Regions from separate parts of the Homo sapiens genome. Here region 1 is linked to region 2. Evidence: read pairs that join two places in POLR2A ChIA-PET (ENCODE). Cell type or tissue: PC-9. All regions are shown on one strand. Each heading gives the region's core, and the rest is flanking DNA. Links, peaks and the distances in the headings are about the cores only.

Region 1 (4,408 bases), core at 147-4,146, 130 kb after region 2:
CAGCCATAAAAAGGCATGAGATCATGTCCTTTGCAGGGACATGAATGAAGCTGGAAGACATCATCTTCAGCAAACTAACACAGGAAGAGAAAACCAAATAGCTCATGTTCTCACTCTCAAGTGGGAGTTGAACAATGAAAATAGATGGACACAGAGAGGGGAACAACACACACCAGTGGGCAGCAGTGAGGGGAGGGAGAGCATCAGGACAAATAGCTAAGGCATGCAGGGCTTAAAACCTAGATGATAGGTTGATAGGTGCAGCAGACCACACACATACCTATGTAAAAAACCTGCACATTCTGCACATGTATCCCACAATTTAAAGTATAATTTAAAAAAGAAAAGAAAAGAAAGTTATTTCTTTGAGAGTGGGTGCCATGTTTTGGTGAGTTTTTTAATATTTTTTCAGTCAATTTTCAAAATTTCTAACACTGATCTCAGTGTTGGAGAAATGTATCCAGTACCTGTTGATCAAAAACAATGAAAAGAAGAAAAGAAACAGAAAACATGCAAACTTTTGATAGGACACATATTGAATGTATATACTTCATATAAAATTTAATTTATACAGCATGGTTCATTTAACTCTGTTTACTTAATATATAAAAATAGCTGCTACAGTCTAGAGATTGAGCTAATCACTGCTCAGAACTTCAAAACGAATAAAACATGATTCTGCCTTAAATTATTTAACAGTAAGCAAGATAATACAAAATAGAGTCCATAAAAGAGACAAACTGTGCCACATCAAATGGTATCTATATACACAGAAAATATGGAGCTGTATCATGAATATAACTGTCCTTCCATACCTGCATTCTGCATTTGAGGATTCAAACAACTGCAGATCAAAGTATTAAATATACATATATAAGTTTTAGAACTAACATTTGCACAGCATTTGCATTGTGTTAGGTATTATAAGTAATCTAGAGGCAAGTTAAAGTATATAAGAGGATGTGTGTAGGTTATTTGCAAATACGACCCCATTTTATCCCATTTTATTTAAGGGACTTGAGCATTCAAGATTTGGGTATCCACAGGGATTCTAGAATGGATTCCCCTTAGATGCCAAGGACCAACTGTACTCACAAATAAATAGAACTGGGTAGCTGTAGTGCTTTAGGAATATGCTATAGTTCACTCACCCCAACAACTCAGCTCTACCTCATTGTCATTTTCTCTTGGCTGAAGCATCAGTTCCACAGAAAATGATTTATCACTTCACTATCAGCTTCATTTCTGATAAAACAACACTATGTTGCTCAAGGAGGAAACTTCTTATGTCCAGAACTAGCAAAAGGCAACAAAAAGACTGTCATTTCTCTAACATTGTCAATACCATAGATATATGCATACACTTTAAAAATAAAACATTCATAATAGATAATTTCTCAGTCTTTTACCAGACAGGCGCCCTGTGTGTGTGCGTGTGTGTGCGTGTGTGTGCACACACATTGTAGTGTGTTAACTATGTGTAATTCATAATAATTAGTCAAGTTTTCTTTTCTCTTTGACCACATGTATATGTGTGTGTATTTATGTATATGTATATATGTATGTATATATATATACACATACCTGCATCTCCTGATGCATATCTGCATCTCCTGATGCATCTCCTGATGCAGACCTCCTGATGTCTGCATCTGCACACATCTGTGTGTGTGTGCGTGCACACACATTGTAGTGTGTTAACTATGTGTAATTCATAATAATTAGTCAAGTTTTCTCTTTGACCACATGTATAAGTGTGTGTATTTATGTATATGTATATATATATACACATACCTGCATCTCCCTACATACAAGTTATTTTTCTCTTTCTCTTCCTTCCTTTTCTCCATCTCTTTCCAAAAAATTTTGAGAAGCCGCCCTAAAAGTCTGGCTTCCAGGTGTAAATAATCTCCCCGAGGACTCAAAACTTAATGATAGTAACTGCAATTATGCATCAAACTAAGAAAAAAATGTGTAATAAAGAAATAATCAAAGGAAATAATTAAAGAGAATTAATTACGTATGACTGGGGAAGAGTGGGAGGTGGCCTAAGTCTAAGTAAAGTCCTTACTTTCCCCAGTTAGGAATTGTGAACACAGAGCGTATACCTTATGTAACTAAACATCTGAAAATATATGAAATCCCTTATTGCATGAAACCCCATAATCTCCTTCTACTATTTTCTTCCCCCTCAGTGAATAGTCAGGGAAGAGTAGTAAGGGCTGGAAAAAAACAGAATCAAGTAATCCATGATTGCCTATAAGTCAACCCTCAAAAGTATGCTTGTATACCTGGACAACAAGGATGGTGACATCACAAAAATTAATAAAGTCACCATTCTCATTATAAAAGACAATCACATTTCAGAGTAAGAAGCAAAGTTAACAGGGCATCACGGTACAAAGCTCCTCACTTGTTGGTAACCCACTAAGAGAAAAACACTTTAAAGAAGCGCATAGAGTTGATCAACCTAAGTGGATGTGAGTCACTGTTTCCCAGTCATCTTGACTTTAACCTATGACTCATCAAGCTCCATACTGTCCTGTCTTCCTTCAAGTGCTTTGTGAATCAACACAGTTGTTTTTTCTTTTTTTCATTCTCCCCACTAACACCACATTCCAAGAACTCATTACTCCATACTTGGATTGCTATGATAGATTCTCCACTAGTTTTCCTGGCTCTGCTTTTCTCTTTTAATCAATTATAGATACTACCTAAATATGGTTTAATTCTTCCTGAAACTTTGAATTATTATTTGTGACTTTTCTAATATTTTATTTTTAACAGCTTTATTCACGATAAAAGTCAAGGCCAGGCACGGTGGCTCATGCCTGTAATCCCGGCACTTTGGGAGGTTGCGGTGGGAGGATCACTTGAAGCCAGGAGTTTGAGACCAGCCTAGACAACATAGTAAGGCCTGGTGCCTACAAAAAAAAAAAAGAAAAAAAAAAAAAGCCAGAAAAAAAATAGCCAGGCATGGTGGTGGCCTCTTGCATTTCTAGCTACTCAGGAGGCTGAAGCAGCGAACCCAGGGGTTTGAGGTCACAGTGAACTCTGTTAGCATCACTGCACTCCAGCCTGAGTGACAGAGCAAAACTGTTAAGGAAGGAAGGAAGGAAGGAAGGAAGGAAGGAAGGAAGGAAGGAAGGAAGGAAGGAAGGAAGGAAGGAAGGAATCAAAATCCACAATCTGTCAAAATCTAAGAAGGAAGGAAGGAAGGAAGAAAGGAAGGAAGGAAGGAAGGAAGGAAGGAAGGAAGGAAGGAATCAAAATCCACAATCTGTCAAAATCTAAGAAGGAAGGAAGGAAGGAAGGAAGGAAGGAAGGAAGGAAGGAAGGAAGGAAGGAAGGAAGGAAAGGAAGGGAGGGAGGGAGAAAGAAAGAAAGAAAGAAAGAAAGAAAGAAAGAGAGAGAGAGAGAGAGAGAAAGAAAGAAAGAAAGAAAGAAAGAAAGAAAGAAAGAAAGAAAGAAAGAAAGAAAGAAAGGAAAAGAAAAGAAAGAAAGGGACAAAGAAAAGAAAGATCAAAACCCACAACCTGTCAAAATCTCCAATCTCGCTGGGTTTCTCCAGCCTAAGGGGGTGGTCCCCACCATTCCTCTGGCACTCCATCTTCACTCCTGGGTTGTACCCAGACTTGTGACATACGTCTGCATAATAGGTTATATTTCTTCTCGTCGCCTTTCCAAACTCTGACTATCCTACTATTTTCAAAAATCCTTGTAGCTCACGTAGAAGTTTCCATTTTCAGAATCATATATCTCCGGGCAAGGTGTTGTATTTGAACGCTGAGGTTAAGACAAGATTATTAATGACCATAATGACCATAGTGTTCAGAAAGCTCTTTCCTAAACATTTGAGACTGTAAATAGGTTTCAGATGATGGGCAGAATTTGGACAAAGAGGGAATAGGCACAACTATTTCTCCTCTTATGAAAAGAGGAAGCTTAGATGGCTGGGCACGGTGTCTCACGCTTATAATCCCAGCACTTTGGGAGGCCGAGGCGGGCAGATCACAAGGTCAGGAATTCAAGACCAGCCTGGCCAATATGGTGAAACCCCGCCTCTACAGAGGGAAGAATGGTCAATATTTTTGTAAAAATACAAAAATTAGCCGGGCATGGTGGTGGGCGCCTGTAGTCTCAGCTACTGGGGAGACTGAGGCAGGAGAATCACTTGAACCCGGGAGGCGGAGGTTGCAGTGAGCCGAGATGGCGCCATTGCACTCCAGCCTGGGTGACAGAGCAAGACTCTGTCTCAAAGAAAAGAAAGAAAAAAAAAAAAGAAGAAGAGGCAGCTTAAGAAGGTGAGAAGGACTGGAGGACCCAATTTCAGACTGTCTTGATTCAAATTCTTTCTCCGTCACTTATTCTGTGTCACCATGGGCCAGTTACTTGCTATGAATTTGGT
Region 2 (4,408 bases), core at 294-4,293:
ATTGAATCTATTTATTATATTTGGTAATATGTAAAATTACATAAGAAATATACCCGTCTAATGGAAAGATCCAGAAATAGAAATTAGGTTTCCTAGGTCTATTGGTAACTAACAATGTTACTTTAAAAAGTAAACTTAAGCAATCTGTCCCAGTTTTTTCCTCTGTAAAATGGAAGTTAAAACGTCTATCCTAGAAGAATCACAGTTTTGTGAAGATCAAATGAGAAAACGGATACGGTTTTCTTCTGAAAAGTTAAACAAGCTCTACAAATGTCAGCCCTATCACTTTTGCTATCTCCTAAAGCTGTCCCTGAGTGTAAGCTGCCAATCACCACATCCTCTTTTTTGGGCTATCTTTCCTCTACACATGGAGCACTTCCCTCAACTCCAACTTAAACATCACACACAAAGGAAAGATAAGCAGCAAGAAAATCCAAATGCATTGGCAATACCACTGCATGTTAAAAAAAAGAACTAGATTCACGTTGAACTTCGTTTTTGTGGTGCATAACTCCCCTTTCCATAGGTCCTATTAACTTCAAAGGGAGCTCCGTGCATGTAAATGATTATATTTATTGGATGCGCCAACTCTTTCTTATCCTCTGGGCACAATTAGAAATATCATAGAAAAATGAATGTCAGAGACTTGGATCCATATTTGATATTCTATGGGAAATTCCCCACAGTTACAGATGTTAAAAATCCTGCCCAATGGTCCAGTTATAAATTTATAGTATTTCCTTTTCTATATCCTTGGAATTATTTCTCTCTGATTTCCTTTTTACATTAAAGGAAACATATTCCCTTCAGGTCCAGATAAACTAGTGATAAAACCTTGGCTTGTTGTACAGCTTGATGTAGTAATAAAAATTTAGACTGTGTAACCCGTCTCTTTCAAGAAACTGTTAGTGCTTCCCTGAGATTATCCCATTAATACTTACAGCAACTCTGTTCCTACTTTATGTTCACTCTGGGAACTGCTCTTAGAGTCAGTGTCCAGGAACTCAATTCTTGGATGTTCATTTTAATATCATATCCATTAAACCACACTGTAATTTCAGTGTTCCTTGTCAATTCAGGCCATTATCAAGATTTTTGATAGGTGGCTAATAAACAGCGTTCTCTAGTTGAAGTCGCCACAATAAATTAAAATTGTATGGAGCCCTGTGCTTTTCACACCAATTTGGTGTTTTTTTGCTTTAAATTTAGTAGTCTCATGGCTAACAGTGGAAGCATCTCTAGGACTGACTCTGACAACATAACGACCCCATCCAGTGCTATCAGTGAATATAAAGACCTTGGAAATGTTATAGACATGGCTCCTCAGCAATATTACATATTATATGTTTTATATATAATCTAAGGGTAGGTTAACTCTTTAGCTGCGTATTTTTTAAAGTGACAAAAAAGGAGAAAAATAGAAGAAACCTTTCAAATTAAATATTTAGAACTATTATAAAAGAGAAAATGTTACTATTAAATGATGAAAAACATTGCTGGAAATGTACCCACATCTGATGTATGGTTGGGAAGATACAAAGGCTTTTTAAAATAATGTTTTGATAAGCAATATGACTTACAAAAGATTCATTTTAACTAGTCTTACAGACAAATAAACCATATCAGATTAATTTGGACCCATTTTTAATTATTTGTAAAAAATAAGTAAGGGCAGTCTAATTGTTGTAAATATTTATAGAGCAAAACAATGCAAACTACATATAACAATCAAATTTCTAGCAAAAATGTGTGTAAGTAGGTTTATTTTGAAAGGAAAAGTCCTACTCCCAGTGTCATAACCAATTAAATTCTCCGGGTAATGACCCCATTTGCATAGCGAGCGGAACCCACAAGTGGGAATTTTAATGGGTACACCACCTGAGTACAGTAATTGAGAGTGACACAACTTGAACTAGTTTTGTGCTTACCCCACTGAAAATTCTACTCATATTATTTTTAATGTCAAGCTACAAGTCAAATTTCAAGATGATGGATTTGTTCTTTTTTAAGCACTGAGTTTGAATAAAAGAAATGCTTTAATTCTGTTATGCATTGCATATCTTTGCTTTAACTAATCTGTACTTCTGATTCTCACCATTGCTTCATTTTCTTCAGTGATTGGAATTTAATTTTATTCATTAATTTGTGAATAATTAGATAAAAAATAATGTCCTCAGCTGCTAAATTGCTTTTGGATTGCGATTTAATGTACTTTTACCAGAATATGTATTATAGTTAGGCTGGCATAACAGTTTACTAAAATGTAATTGTGTAAATATGCCCAATTATTCTTTTTGATGATCTAACAAAATCTAATATAATATGTATTCATGAGTATTTTACTCCTCCTTCACCTCAGCACCAATAAAACACAGTTTCTGCAGAGCTGATCAGAGACACCTTGTCATCTAAAGATGTTACTTTTAAAAGATATTCTCCTTATCTCTCAGGCACTATTCATGTCCTTGAAAGAATTGTGCATTCTGATTGAGGGAGCATATGACGTCCACATGAAATTATATAATAAAGGTGATTTCAAGACTCTAAAAGTCAAACACACACGATTAACTAGGTTTTGAGGTGACATTTTAAAACTTCTTTTGTTTCACTCTAAGATTGCTTGCGATCTAACTGTTTGTAGGTGTTTGACACCACTCTGCCACATCTGTAATTGGCATAGCATCCAGCAGACAGGCTCTGTACATCTTTACACTGCAACCTACCAAGTTAAGAAATGTATTGGTTCAATATAAAACAGCAGGCTGTTTTTAGACATAGTTACTAGTGCACAAGCTTTAATATGGCTTGGCTTCATCCTATAATGAGATCTTTTGGTTCCCTGCTCAACAGGCTTTTATTCCTTTGCAAAAGGCTATGAACTATGTCAAGTGGATCAGCTGCTTTTGTACACCCTCTTTCTTGGCTTTGGAGCATAATTCCTTTGCTTCTACCCCTTTATGCATCAGACAGAACTTAAGAACCTTTTCCATTTTTCAAGCTAAACTTAGAATTTGTTTGAATTTGCTTTTCACCATTTTCCTAATAATTACATTCTCAACTAAACCTCACACAAAGACCTGCCTGGAAGTGAACACCTAATTGCAGAGCTATACTTTGTCTTTAACACATATATCTATACCCCATGTTGGTAATGTGTCAAAGGATGGTTATCTGAAATGATTTCTTCATGGTCACCTCACAACTAAATTAATGCTTCCTTTTCAGTGAGCACTAAATGGAATGTGGTAAGGAATTGAGGGCATAAGCAGACAAACAAACAAACAATGGAAGCAGAACTACTAGCCACAGTTCAGTCAGAAGGCAGGAAGCTACTTAACTTGACATCTAGCTGCTTAAGTGTTATAGCTGAGGCTCTAGTGGAAAGTGTCATGCTATTATGACAGCTTGGTGAAGAATAGGTGGTGCAGATTCTGTTTGCATAGAGACATTGCTTTCCAGGTGGGGCTCCGCTGCGGCTTTATTTCATTTCCAGATTGTCTATTGTCTTCATAAAAATTTGGTCATAAATATGATATTTTGAGTTACAGTGTTTTAAAAGGGGCAGTCATTGTCCACTGAGAATTTTGCAATGTATGTAGAAGATTTAGTCACCAATGACAGTTTTTGCAACACCCACCCTCCATGTTAGGGCTGCATTACAATAGTATCCCCTCTCCACAACTTCTTCTATTTTAAACAAACTCTAAAAGCAATCTTAAATAAGGAAGTAAATACTGGCAGGTTCACCGTTGAAACTGTTTTCTCATGGGAGGTGCCAAACTTATTCCCTGGGTTGAAACTTCTTGAGGGTTATGTGACTTTCTTGAGGTGTCTAGTATCAATCCAAGCACAAAGAAAACACTCACTGCAATTTATTGTATAAGCATACGAAGATGAAGGGTTGAAAGGATTCTCTTTTAATACCCAATGCTTGATTATAAAAACTATAAATAGTAAGTGTGGAACAAACCCTATTAATATATTAACCATTGTTTAAAACAAAAATGATATGTTCTGTTGTATTAGTGCAAAAGAAAACAAAATGGATATTATAGTATTTGATGACATTTTCTGTTGCCAGTCAGATTAGATGCAACAATCCTACAGGCCTACAAATCACAAGTAATTGGAAGGGGCATAAAGGTCTTAAATAATTTGAAAAATAATCTTATTAACAAATAACCTGATTCATTAGGCAGTTAGGTAAATCTAAGCATTTAACTAGCATTCAAGAAGGCAAGATACTTATTTATGTTAATAAGTCTCGAGTCTTATTTATGTTGGGCAGTGATGTTTGACGTTTATAACATTAGAATCTAGGGCACTGAAAGAGTTTGTATGGATAAAGAATGGAAAGTTATTACATAAGGTTGCCTTGGTTACTCCTTGAACTGCTCAGATAACATTG

What was found. Peaks named below come from ENCODE experiments on the same cell type or tissue, not always from the same donor. Only the 100,000 strongest peaks of a DNase experiment are listed, where the experiment ranks them.
Region 1: POLR2A ChIA-PET joins it to region 2 with 5 read pairs; 3 of 35 experiments call an interaction of 5 or more read pairs at or near these places.

What each region holds. Positions count from the first base shown.
Region 1 is chr7:114,887,936-114,892,343 of GRCh38, reverse strand. No RefSeq gene overlaps it. Among named protein-coding and RNA genes, the nearest start is that of MDFIC, 32 kb to the left of the region's middle. In PC-9, for the core only: no CTCF peak of the experiment used is centred there; a DNase peak (open chromatin) is centred at 2,513.
Region 2 is chr7:115,019,367-115,023,774 of GRCh38, reverse strand. MDFIC (MyoD family inhibitor domain containing) reads right to left here. Exons shown (of 5, transcript NM_001166345.3): 5 at 3,858-4,408. Among named protein-coding and RNA genes, the nearest start is that of LINC01393, 57 kb to the left of the region's middle. In PC-9, for the core only: no CTCF peak of the experiment used is centred there; no DNase peak of the experiment used is centred there.